Linked DNA regions of Homo sapiens: regions 1 and 3 are each linked to region 2. A link is a contact called in ENCODE Hi-C or POLR2A ChIA-PET data. All regions are on one chromosome and are shown on one strand. The core of a region is the stretch at or near the end of the contact, and the rest is flanking DNA. Distances in the headings are between cores, read along the strand shown.

Region 1 (4,001 bases), core at 859-3,358, 550 kb after region 2:
GTCTGCCACAGGTCTGTTGCCCTGTACCAGAATAAAAGATGGGCGGGTGGGGGAGGTGGGAAGAAATACAAGAGCAAGAAGGAATTTCCTTGCCTCATTAGCCTGTAATGTTCATGCTGACCTAGAAATCCTGGCAGTTCCAACATTTGGGTTGACTCAGGCGGGGAAGAAAAATCCCAGGTGAATGATAATTGGATTACCCAGTTATGCTCCAGAGCCAAATGGCTGGAAAAGGCCAGGTCAGTAGGCTGTGGTACAAAGTGACATTATTTTTTAAACCAAAAATGGAGATACTCAGGCTGATGGACAATGGGATGGAATAGTTTAAATTGGGGCTGTCCTAGAAAAATCAGGGACATATGATGGATTTAGGTAGGTAGCTTATTTTGCAAGGGATCCTCTGGGCCCAATATGCTAATGGAGAGGGGATTAAAGATCAAACACGGGAGATATCCGAGGGGAAGGCTGTCATTGATTTGTAAGGGAAGAAAAAGATGAAAAGAGTGTGTTCCGTACACAGCACATGAAGGTACATATCGTAGGTATGGAGTAGGAAGGAAAGGAAAGTTGTTCAGAACCGAAAGTATGTGGGTGAGATCAGTTCAGGTTATGGAAGACGGGTGGGTGGGCAGTAGCAGGGCACTGACTGGTATCCGACACGGGGCCCAGGGCTTAGTTCAGATGGTAGCGTCGCCACTGGTTTGCAACCTGACCTTGGGCCAATTATTTCCCTGTCTGTGGACTTCAGTTTAAATACAGAATCTCACAAATCCCGATTTTAATGTAAAGAAGCAACAAATATAGTCTACCTTCATTTGGCATAGGAAGGAGAGAAAACGCTCTTCTAAAAATGGAAGAAAAGACACAGAACAGCTTGTCCCTTTCCATCCAATTAAAAACCTCGTGAGACTGAACTAGATTAAAAACAAAACTCTCCAGCGAAGCCGCAGGCGCCTCCAAGATAGGGAGTCCACCACCAATAAAGTACGGCAGATGCCAGCAGTCTCGTCCCCGAACGCACCGTCCGTCCCAGGGAAGTCGCAGCGGCGGGGAGGCCGGTCCTAGGTTGGGGCTGGGGTGGGGTGTGCGGGGCCTGGGGACGCGGAAGCTGCGGCGCGCCGAGGTGACACGGCTTCCAGGGGCGACGGGCGCGCAGGGTCCCCAGGCGAGCGAGGCTGGGGAGCAGGGCACCTCCCAGGCGCCGCGCGGACGAGAGCCGCGACTGGCACGGCCTGGCAGCCGCGTAGGCCCGGGCCGTTAGGGGCACCGAGGGCGGTGCCCGACTTCCAGTGCGGCGAGCGCGGCCCCCGGCCTCCCTACTGGCGAGAACCCCTCCCCCGCCCCGGCACTGACCTGTCCAGGGCCCGGCTGGGCCTGGCCGGGCGGGGCCTACGCAGCCCCTCGGCCGGGCGCCGACTCGCGCGGGGTCCCGGGCCCGGGCGGGCCGCCTCCTCTCCGCCGGGAGCCTCCGAGCCGGGGCCCGGGGCTGCCGCGGCGCATCCGACCGCACCGGCCTGGCCGGCGTCAACAAAGGGCGGCCGGGGCGCGAGGCCGGGACGGGGGCGCGAGGCCGGGGCGGGAGCGCGGGCGGCGGCCGGGGTTGCGCGCGCGCGCGCGGCGGGCGCTCGAGGGCTGCAGCCGCCGCGGAGACAATGCGGCGAGTCTGGGACGGCTCCCGCGGCCGCCTCCGCCGGGGGCGGGGCGAGGGAGCGGGGCGGGGAGGGGCGGGGCCGCGGGAGGGGCGGGGCGGACACGGGCCGCGCGCTTCCTTTGTGCGGCGAGCCCCGCCTCGCGCCCTCCGGAAGGCGGGTTAGGGACGCCCGGGGCTCAGCTTAGGGAGGCGGGCGCCACGCCACGAGGAGGCTGCCCTGATAGCCGGTGCAAGTGCTCCTTGGCGGGGCGGCCCGCGACTCCCGCCTTGGACCGTTCACTCCCTGAGGGGCCTGGGGGTCAGTCAGAAGACTAACGACCACCAGTCACCGAGAGCTCAGTTCGTGCCAAACCCTGCTCGCGCTGTCCCCGACTTATTGTTCACAACGACCCTACAAGTCATTCTCCTTCCCACTGGGAACCGAGGATCAGAGGGAAGTCATGGCCCGAGTGCCCCGGTCACACCTCCGTGAGCGGCCTCGGGCTCGCGGTTGAGGCTGATTGAGGAAGTGGGTTCAGGCGGCCCGCCGTGCCTGGCACACGGTCAGAGTCCCGTAAGTGTTGGTTATCTTCCCCAAGCGCACCGGGTGAACCTGCGCTGTCGTGGCGAAGCATACTCATTCAGCACGCGCGCGAGGGGCTGCGGGGGTACAGAGACGTGCAGCGTGACACAGTCCCCACCCTCAGGAGCGCGAGGCGCAGGAAGGTGCTGGACACACGCCAGGCACTTCTCTCCATTCTTGACTTCCCTCTGTTCCCAACATGGTCCCATTTTCTTGCCTTCCTTAGTATTCATATTCGTTGCCTGCCTTTCTTCTCCCCCCACCCCTTTCCACTCTCAGGCCTCATCCCATCTTCTTTGTTTACATTTATTTTACATTCCCCGAATATTTACTTAGCTCCCTTTCTCCTCTATTTTTCAAATTTTCAACCCCCCTTTTCATTAATATTCATATTTCCTTCTCCTCTGCCTCTGCATTTCTTACACTTATATTTTGTTTTATAAACTAGGGTAACACAGGATTGTATCCTCAACTCCTGTTCCCTAACATGCCCACACTTTCCTGCCTCCCTCTCTTAAGTTCCACCAGTTCTTCCTGGAATGCTCTTTCCTCAACTTTGCATGTCCAGGTCCTACCTATCCTTCAAGGTCCAGACTCAAGAACAGCAGTTGGCAAACTTTTTCTGCCAGGGACCAGAGAGTAAATATTTTAGACTTTGTAGGTCACACGGTCTGTGGCAACAACTCATCTCTGCTGTTGCCGCAGGAAAGCAACCACAGACAATATGTACGTGAAGGAGTGTGGTTGTGTTCCAATAGAACTTTATTTATGGGCACTAGAATTGGAATTTCAGATAATTTTCATGTATCATGAAATAGAATTCTTTTGATTTTTTCAAAAAAAAATTTAAAATGTAGAAATCATTATTAGCTTGCGAGCTGTACGAACACTGGCAATGTGATGGTTTTGGCCATTGGGCTGTAGTTTGTCAACCTCTGCTCTAGAACAATGCCTCGTCCTCCCTGAAATCTATCCTGAACATCTCTAGTTGGCAGTAACTTTTCCTGTTTTGTAGCTTTTAAATGACTTACCTCAAATCCATCTATGGCATTTATCGCATTTTACTTTCTATTGTAATTTTTTTCCTGTGCATTTTTCATCGTTTCAAGTAGACCTTCAGCTCTTGAGGTGGGGTACAGACCGTGTTTCTCAGTGTGCTACCTCCCTTCCCACAGTGCTTTGCACAGAGCAGGCATTCACACATACACAGAATGGGCCGGGCGCAGTGGCTCACACCTGTAATCCCAGCACTTGGGAGGCCGAGGCGGGCAGATCACCTGAGGTCAGGAGTTTGAGACCAGCCTGGCTAACATGGCGAAACCCTGTCTCTACTAAAAGTACAAAAATTAGCTGGGCATGGTGGTGTGCACCTGTAATCCCAGCTACTCGGGAGGCTGAGGCAGGAGAGTCACTTGAACCCGGGAGGTGTAGATTGCAGTGAGCTGAGATCACACCACTGCACTCCAGCCTGGGCGACAGAGTAAGAATGCATCTCAAAAAAAAAAAAAAAAAAAAAGACATACACAGAATGGATATTTAAGTCTTGGGTGGTTGACAGTTGTTTCCACTGTGTAAAGCTTACTTCTCTCATGAGATAGGACCTCAAGAGGAGGATGCTTGTTTGTATATCACCATGATTAGATTTCAGAAAGAAAATTTTGAGAGCTTTATGGAGGAGAAAGGCAAATGTCAGTTCATTTAGGGGTTTCTGGATTACAAACACTTGAGCAAAAAATGTTGATTACCACTGTTGCGGAGACAGGGCATGAGTACTCAGTGGGGTCCCAT
Region 2 (4,405 bases), core at 1,568-4,067:
AATCAAAAAATGTATTTATTTTTTTCTTTTTTGTTTTTTTTTTCAGAGACAAGGTCTTGCTTTGTCACCCAGTTTGGAGTGTGATGGTGTGATCATGGCTCACTGCAGCCAGGATCACACCTCCTGGGCTCAAGCAATTATTCTGCCTCGGCCTCCTGAATAGCTGGGACTACAGAGGCGTGCCTGGCTAATTTTTTATTTTATTGTGGAGACAGAGTCTTGCTATGTGGCCCAGGCTGGTCTCAAACTCCTGGGCTCAAATGATCCTCCTGCCTCAGCCTCCCAACGTGCTAGGATTACAGGCATGAGCCACAGTGCCTGGCCCTCAAAAAATTTATATTGTGGCTGGGTGCAGTGGCTCACACCTGTAATCCCAGTGCTTTGGAAGGCTGAGATGGGTGGATCACCTGAGGTCAGGAGTTCAAAACCAGCCTGGCCAACATGGTGAAACCCCATCTCTACTTAAAAATATAAAAATTACCTAGGCATGGTGGCAGGCACCTGTAATCCCAGCTACTCGGCAGGCTGAGGCAGGAGAATCGCTTGAACCCGGGAGGTGGAGGTTGCAGTGAGCCGAGAGTGAGCCATTGCACTCCAGCCTGGGTGACAATAGCGAAACTCAGTCTCAAAAAAAAAAAAAAAAAAAAAAAAAAAAAAATATATATATATATATATATATATATATATATATATATATATATATATATATATAGTAAGCATTTCTGTATTCATTAACTATATCAAAAAACTAAGCCAGGCACAGTGGATCTCACCTATAATCCCAGCACTTTGGGAGGCCAAGGCAGGAAGACTGCTTGAGCCCAGGGGTTTGAGACCTGCCTGGGCAACACAGGGAGGCCTCATCCCTACAAGTAATTTTAAAACTACCCGGGTGTTGTGGCATGCACCTGTGGTCCCAGCTACTTGGGAGGCTGAGGTGGGAGAACTGCTTGAGCCCAGGCTGTCGAGGCTGTGATGAGCCATGACCGCATTACTGCACTCTGGCCTGGGCGACAGAGTGAGAACTTGTCTCAAAAAAAAGACAAGAAAAAGAAAAAGATGCTGGGAAATGCGAACCAAATGCTCTGTGAAAGGACAGTAGTTCCAACTGGTAATGCCTCTCCTTGGAAACTGGGCTATTAGGAAAGGAGTAAATCCAACAGGTGCGGGAGCAGCTTCCTGGTTGTCACCAGGCACATGGGCTCTGGAGTTTGAAAGATCTGGGTACTAATAATTCCTGCTCAGTTACTAACTGTGTGATATTGGACAACTTCTTATCTTCTATCCTCAGTGTTCTCATCTGCAAAACAAGGAGAATATTTACCATACACTATGACTAGTGGGACTGACACATCATAGTTCAATAAACACAGCTGCATACCTCTGAGGTGCAAGTGAAAAAAGACAGGAAAGCAGACACTCACCTTCTCTGCAAAGGTGAAAATCTTTCTCTGATCAATGCCTCCAAATTGGGCATCTACTTTTAAATACTCTTCATCCAAAGCCTGTGGAAAGAAACACATGAACATAAACATCTACTTTATTTTTTTGAGACAGAGTCTCGCTCTGTCGCCCAGGCTGGAGTGCTGTGGCGTGATCTCGGCTCACTGCCACCTCTGCCTCTCAGGTTCAAGTGAGTCTCCTGCCTCAGCCTCCCGAGTAGTTGGGATTACAGACATGCACCACCACGCCCGGCTAATTTTTTGTATTTTTAGTAGAGACAACGTTTTGCCATGTTGCCCAGGCTGGCCTTAAAATCCTGAGCTCACCTTGGCCACCCACCTTGGCCTCCCAAAGTGCTGGGATTACAGGCGAGAGCCACCATGCCCAGCCTAAACATCTACTTTATTTCTTCTATATGGGTCTGAGAAATCAGAAACTTTAGGAAATTACTAGATTTTTCAGAAGGTAAAGCCAAGAAGAAAATAAACAGCAGTCAGCTTCCCTCTTGGCCTCAAAAGCTGCAAAGACAGTTGCTGAGTGTTTGCGGTGAACATTACTCTATGTGGATGTCATGGGATAAAAAAATAAGAGTAGTCTCTGCCCTCAGGATATGCAGAATCCTGCAGGGAGGGAGAGAAGAAGAAAACAAACCATAGTCATGCCAAAGGTATTCTACTGAATAAGGTGGCCTGTGACAAATGAAATATAAGTAGCATAAAGAAGTCCTGTGAGAATTCGGGAAAAAGGTAAGACTGAACTAGAAAACAGTGACTGTCTGGGTGCGATGGCTCACGCCTGTAATCCCAGCACTTTGGGAGGCTGAGGTGGAAAGATCACTTGAGCCCGGGTGTCTCTCCAAAAATAAAAAACAAACAAACAAACAAAAAGAAATTAGCCAAGTGTGATGGTGCGCATCTATAGTCCCAGCTACTCAGGAGGCTGAGGTAGGAGGATCACCTAAGCCCAGAGAGGTCGTGGCTGCGGTGAGCCATGATCGTGCCACTGCACCCGAGCCTGGGAGACAGAGTGAAGCCCTGTCTCAAAAAATAAAATTAAATTAAAATAAATAAATAAAACAGTGACTGTCACTTATGACATGCCAGGCCTGCTGCCAGCTCCGTGGATGGTGAGATAAATCAGACCCAGACTCTCCCTTCAAGAAGCCCAATTATCCAGCTGGGGAGAGACATGTAAACAGATCATTTCAACTCAGCGTGCTAAGGGTTAACCCAGATGTTCATATAAGGAACAGTGTTGACATAAAAGAAGAAATTATCTCTATTTAGTAAGATGGGTGTGGAGAAGTCTTCCTAGAATCAGATTGTGGGCTAAGCTTGGTTTTGAACAACATATAGATGTTTTTCACCATGCAGAGGAAATAGAATGTGAGAAGGCACAGAGGTGTGAAGTGTTTAGGGAAATTTTGAGTGATTCAGTCTGCAAAAGTACGAACTTCAAGGGAGGTGGGAAGTAGTGACTGATGAGGTTAGAAAAGTAGGTAAAGACCATGAAATGTCATGCTAGGGTGCCTAGTGTTATCTTGGCCAATGAAAGGTTTTAAGGAGAGGAGAAATATGACCAGCACTGTAGGAAGATCTCAACAGTAACAGGGCAGGGCAGAGACTGGAGACTCATGGGTTGGAGACAAAGTGAATGCCTCAAAGGCTATTGTGAAAGTCTAAGTGAGAAATATCGATGGACAAAAGACAATGAGGACGCAGAGCAAGAATGAATTTAAGACATTTTAAAAAAGTAGAATCGATAAGATTTAGTGCATAATTGGCTGAAGGGAAGAGGAAGAGAAGGCTGAACAAGCAGGAACAGTCTAGAACAGCATTATCCAACAGAATCTTCTGTGGTGATGAATATATTATATGTCTGTGCTGTCCAATATAGTAGCTAACCAAGAACTTGATATATAGCCAATGTGACTAGAGAACAAAAATTTCCATTTTATTTAATAGCCACATATGACTAGGACTAGAGGCTACCACATTAGACAGTACAGACCTAGTTTTTTCTTTCTTTCTTTTTTTTTAGAGATGGAGTCTCACACACACAGAATAAAACAGAGATGGAGTCTTGCTACGTTGCCTAGGCTGGTCTTGAACTCCTGGCCTCAAGCGATCCTCCTGCCTTGGACTTGGGATTATAGGCATAAACCATGGCGCCCAGCCAACAGTGCAGAACTAGCATGTCTCCGGGTTTTCTTTTTTTAAGATAGGGTCTCACTCTGTCACCCAGGCTGGAGGGCAGTGGCATGATCTCGGCTCACTGCAACCTCCACCTCCTGCGTTCAAGCGATTCTCCCACCTCAGCCTCACAAGTAGCTGGGACTACAGGGGCATGCCACCACACCTGGCTAATTTTTGTATTATTTGGCAGAGATGGGGTTTCACCATGTTGGTCAGGCTGGTCTTGAACTCCCAACCTCAAGTGATCTGCCTGTCTTGGTCTCCCAAAGTGTTGGGATTACAGGTGCCAGCCACTGCGCCCAGCTCCAGGTTTAACCTTGGAAAATATCTCTTTGAGGTGACAAGGGAAAATTTTATTTTCTCATATCAAGCATTATAAAGGGCTAGACGTGTTGGCTTACGCCTGCAATTTCAGCACTTTGGGAGACTAAGGCAGGAGGATCACTTGAGGCCAGGAGTTCAAGACCAGCCTAGACAACATAGTGAGACCCTGTCTCTACAAAAAATTTAATTAAAAAAAATTATACAGATATACAAAGAAAAAGTGAAGTCTATCCATATTTTCATCCTGCCTTCACAAGGTAAACAGTATCAACAGCTTGGTTTGTACTTTTCTTTTTTTTTTTGGAGATGGAGTCTTGCACTGTCTGTCACCCAGGCTGGAGTGCAGTGGTGCGAGCTCCGCCTCCTAGGTTCATGCCATTCTCCTGCCTCAGCCTCCTGTGTAGCTGGGTCTACAGGCGCCCGTCACCACACCTGGCTAATTT
Region 3 (4,351 bases), core at 1,386-3,885, 690 kb before region 2:
AAAAAAAAAAGTGAGTAGTTCTCATGGTTAAGTGGGGAAAGGAGGGCACTGCATTCTAAGCAGAGGGAACAGCATATGCAAAGGCACATGAGAAGACAGGCGCATATTTGAAGAAAAGTGGTTCTCCAAATATGGTTGGAGCCTGCATTGCCTGGTGGGGAGTGTCCCAAGAAGCAGGTAAGGACCAGTCTGTGCCAGATTAAAATGTCTGGGCATTACCTAAGGGCAGGCAGTAGGAAGTTGCTAAGCAGAAGAGTTACACTGTAAGGTTTCTGCTTTTTTTTTTCTTTTTTTTTTTCTTTTTTTTTTTTTTTTTTAATGAGACAGGTTTCTCTGTGTTGCCCAGGCTGGTCTTGAACTCCTGGGCTCAAGCAATTCTCCCACCTCAGCCTTCCCAGTAGCTGAGATTATAGGTCTCTGCTTTTCAGGAGATAGTGGGTGGGAGCCGGAGAGTCTGGAGGCAGGAGGCCAGAGAGGAGGCAGGCAAAACAGAACAGGGCAAAGTGATGAGGTCTCACCTTAAGCAGGGGCAGTAGGAAGGGAAATAAAGTGCGCCCCTTCCTGACCTTCATCCTAGAGTTTTCCTTTTGATTTCTTTGCCTCAAGAAAATGGGCCAGGCGCACAACTAAAGTTGGCAGTTTGTTGTGACAGGCCCTTGTTCTGCTTCCAGAAGATAGATCCCTCTGTGTCTTGAAGATATAGCCTGGCTCTGTGTGTCGAGGTGGGGGACAGGAGGGCTGCCATGTCATGGAAAAAGAAAGGCCTGATATGTACTAGCCATACGTCCCGTGATTGAAAAGGCATATGAACAATAAAAGCCTCAATTTCCTCATCTCTAAAAGGGGAGATCATGTCCCTTGCTCTGTGTAACTCAATTTTTTGTTCATTCCTTTGTTTATTCATTCAATAGTTATTTATGGAGCACACACAATGTGCCAGATTCTGTGCTAGGTGCTGGAGATACGGTGGTAAACAATATAGAACCCACCCCTGCCTTCAAGGAGCTTGCTGTGAGGATAAATGAAATGATTATGAAATCACTCTGTTAACTATACTGCATGGGTCTCATTGTTTTTCTTTTTTTTTTTTAGAGACGGGGGATCTTGCTATGTTGCCCAGGCTGGTCTCGAACTCTTGGGCTCAAGCAATCTGCCGCCTCAGCCTCCTAAAATGCTGGGATTACAGGAATGAGCCACCATGTCCAGCCCATTTCTTTCTCTCTCTCTCTCTCTCTTTTTTTTTTTTTTAGAGACAGGGTCTCACTCTATCACCCAACCTGGAGTATAGTGACACAGTCATGGCACTGCAGCCTTGACCTCCCGGACTCAAGTGATCCTCTCGCCTCAGCCGCCCAAGTACAAGTGCTCATTACCATGCCTGGCTAATTTTTTTCTTTTAATTTATTTTTTGTGGAGATGGGGTCTCACTGTGTTGCCCAGTCTGGTCTTGAGCTCCTGGCCTCAAGTGATTCTCTGGCCTCAGCTTCCCAAAGTGTTAGGATTATAGACAAGCGTGAACCACCACACCCAGCCCTATTTTTCTATTTCTCATCTCCCAATAAGATTGCAACCTCAACTAGGGCTACCTACGTAGGCCTAATCAGAAAACCTGAGTTTAGTCTTACTTCTTTGTTTCCTTCTCTCCATAGCCTCATTGAGCAAGGCACTTCCCCTCTCTAGATGATTCGTTGTTCATATTCAGCCCAAGGTCTATGATTGCTGTTTTTGTTTTTAGAGACGGAGTTTTGCTCTTGTCTCCCAGGCTGGAATGCAGTGGCACAATCTCGGCTCACTGCAACCTCTGCCTCCCGGGTTAAAGCAATTCTCCTGCCTCAGCCTCCCAAGTAGATTACAGGCATGCGCCACCACACCCAGCTAATTTTTGTATTTTTAGTAGAGACCATGGGCAGGCTGGTCTCGAACTCCTGATCTCAGGTGATCCGCCCGCCTCGGCCTACCCAAAGTGCTGGGATTACAGGCGTGAGCCACAGCGCCCAGCCGATTGGTTTCAACTATTAGAAGAAGGGATAAACTGGCCCGGAGCGGTGGCTCAAGCCTGTAATCCCAGCACTTTGGGGGCGGGCGGATCACCTGAGGTAAGGAGTTCAAGACCAGCCTAGCCAACATGGTTGAAACACCGTCTCTAGTAAAAATACAAAAATTAGCCAGGCGTGGTGGCAGGCGCCTGTAATCCCAGCTACTCGGGGGGCCGAGGCAGGAGAATCGCTTGAACTCGGGAGGCAGAGTGTGCAGTGAGCCGAGATCGCGCCATCGCACTCCAGCCTGGGGGGACAAGAGCGAGACTGCGTCTCAAAAAAAAAAAAAAAAAAAAAAAAAAAAAAAGGAGGGATAAGCTTCTGGGAGAAAAAGTTCCGGGTAAAGAAATCTCACTATAAAAAAGAAATAGTAGCAGAAACAGCTGGGAACTCCTAGACACACTTAACTTTCTTAGGTATCCCTTCCAGTCTCCTCCCAACCACTCCTTTCCTATTTCATTTCCACTCCCCACCTTTAGTAGCTGCGGTCTCTTTAAGTGCGCACTTTCGGTGTAATGATAGGCGATTGGGCCAATAAAGCGTTTCGTCCTGGAGTTAACTGGTTTGTCCCTTTCGGGCTGCCGTCCTACAGATCCGCCATATTGTCTACTGAAAGCTGCCGCTGAAGCTGCCGCCGTTGCCTCCGCCGCCAAGAGTGAGCGAGCGGACCCGCGATGGGTGAGTGAGGAAACCACGCAGTAGGGTTCTTGGGCTCAGGGAGTGTCGGGGCCTGGGATTTGGCGAGAGCCTGTCTCCGGTCTGCGGAAGATGTCTGCATCCCCTCTAGCTAGGTCTGAGGGGAAAAGTCAGGCCGGGAGTGCCCCTCTTGCCAGTTTTGGGCCGAGCTAGGGCCCGTGCTGGAAGCAGTCCTTTGGTGCTGGTTTCGGGGACACCTTGGCACGCCTGGAGCCCCCCACATGGTGGCCTCGGGCAGGAGCCCACGTGTTCCTGGGAGGTAGAAAGGGGCCTACTCTCTGTCCTGCGCCCAGACTGGGGCTGGGGGACGGGCTCCCGGCGGCAGGCCTGGGCGGCGCTAAGGTAGCTTTCTCCTGGGTTGTGTTTGGCCAACGCGTGTCTTGACTAGATTCAGTGGCTCCCCTGAACTCAGGGAAGTCCTACCTACGTAGCGAGGTGGAGTCCTCTAGTGAGGGGACGTCAGGCGAGCCAGCACTAGGCCGGTAAGCATGGGCAGCCAGGCCGAGGGCAGCTTGCGCCGCTGAAGGCCGGGAGAACGGAATCAAGGCGGAAATAGTGTGGTTCGGTTGGGCTCAGAGTGGCATCGCTTGTGATGGTAGAACACCAAAGGCCAAGTCCTCTTGGCCATCTTTAGGTTGAGGACTTTAGGTTTCTGGGCTGGCCCTGGTAAGGAGAAAAGGAGCGACCTGTTGATCTTTCTGAGGGGACTCCGGCTGGCAAGGCCTCTGTTCAGAGAGAATACCATGGCGAAGTCTTTGGATTTAGAGACAGAACCAACAGTGGTAATTCCTCTAAAGCAGTAAAAATTGTGAAATTTGCTAAGCTCTTTCTACGTACGGGCATTGTTCTGATTGCTTTACATGTCTTGTTTTACTTAATTTGTACAACCTAAGGAAATAGATGCTACCATTGCCATTTTACAGATGTGGAAGCTGAGCTTTAGAGAGGTAAAGTAACTTACCCAAGGTCATGCAGTGGCTAAGCCAGGGTGAACACTCCCAAGCCTAGTTTGTAACTGCTGTTTGTTGTTGTTGTTGATAGAGTCTTGCTCTGTCGCCCAGGCTGGAGTGCAGTGACGCGATCTCGGCTCACTGCAACCTCCTGCCTCCCGGGTTCAAGCGATTCTCCTGCCTCAGCCTCCCGAGTAGCTGGGATTACAGGCACCCACCACCACGCCCGGCTGATTTTTGTGTGTTTTTGGTAGAGACAGGGTTTCGTCATGTTGGCCAGGCTGGTCTCGAACCCCTGACCTCAAGTGATTCGCCTGCCTCGGCCTCCCAAAGTGCTGGGATTACAGGTGTGAGCCACTGCGTCCAGCCTGTTTTTTTGTTTTGTTTTTTTTTTTAAATGACCTGGCCCTCTAGTGGTTGGGCAGGGAGAAAAGGGGAAAAAAGCTTTTAACCCTAGGCAAAGTTGTAAATGTGTTTGGGTTTTCTGTTTGTTTATTTTGTTTTGTTTTGCTTTTTGTTTTTGCATGTGGGCCCATTATGAAATCTTTTTTTTTTTTTTGAGACGGAGTCTGGCTCTGTTGCCCAGGCTGGAGTGCATTGGCGCGATCTCGGCTCACTGCAACTACCACCTTCCCGGGTTCACGCCATTCTCCTGCCTCAGCCTCCCGA

What was found. A loop is a pair of places that touch in the nucleus more often than their neighbours do. ChIA-PET counts read pairs that join two places held with the same protein, here RNA polymerase II (POLR2A). Pooled maps may share reads with other maps.
Region 1: a loop to region 2 is called in a pooled map, with 6 times the contacts of the local background. The contact joins the promoter of PHC2-AS1 here to the enhancer-like site in region 2. A Hi-C loop is called at or near these places in 4 of 50 pooled maps. POLR2A ChIA-PET finds 5 or more read pairs at or near these places in 2 of 52 experiments (PC-9 and WTC11).
Region 3: a pooled map shows a loop between it and region 2 (1.8-fold over the local background). The contact joins the promoter of KPNA6 here to the enhancer-like site in region 2. A Hi-C loop is called at or near these places in 1 of 50 pooled maps. POLR2A ChIA-PET finds 5 or more read pairs at or near these places in 2 of 52 experiments (Panc1 and activated T-cell).

Annotation. Positions count from the first base shown.
Region 1 is chr1:33,348,244-33,352,244 of GRCh38, forward strand. PHC2-AS1 (PHC2 antisense RNA 1) reads left to right here and starts at 2,109. Exons shown (of 3, transcript NR_125978.1): 1 at 2,109-2,204. All of the region lies in intron 9 of PHC2 (polyhomeotic homolog 2), which reads right to left. RefSeq lists an enhancer at 913-1,842 and a silencer at 1,298-1,817.
Region 2 is chr1:32,796,339-32,800,743 of GRCh38, forward strand. YARS1 (tyrosyl-tRNA synthetase 1) reads right to left here. Exons shown (of 13, transcript NM_003680.4): 5 at 1,425-1,505. Among named protein-coding and RNA genes, the nearest start is that of YARS1, 19 kb to the right of the region's middle. RefSeq lists an enhancer at 2,950-3,079. Within about 2 kb of position 2,818, at least 7 of the 41 ENCODE cell types and tissues checked have a DNase peak (open chromatin) inside an H3K27ac peak, as active enhancers do; they include PC-9, where a contact is called at or near this core.
Region 3 is chr1:32,105,421-32,109,771 of GRCh38, forward strand. It overlaps KPNA6 (karyopherin subunit alpha 6), which reads left to right and starts at 2,636. Exons shown (of 14, transcript NM_012316.5): 1 at 2,636-2,714. The coding sequence starts at 2,711. RefSeq lists enhancers at 2,330-2,848, 2,462-2,891, 2,849-3,366.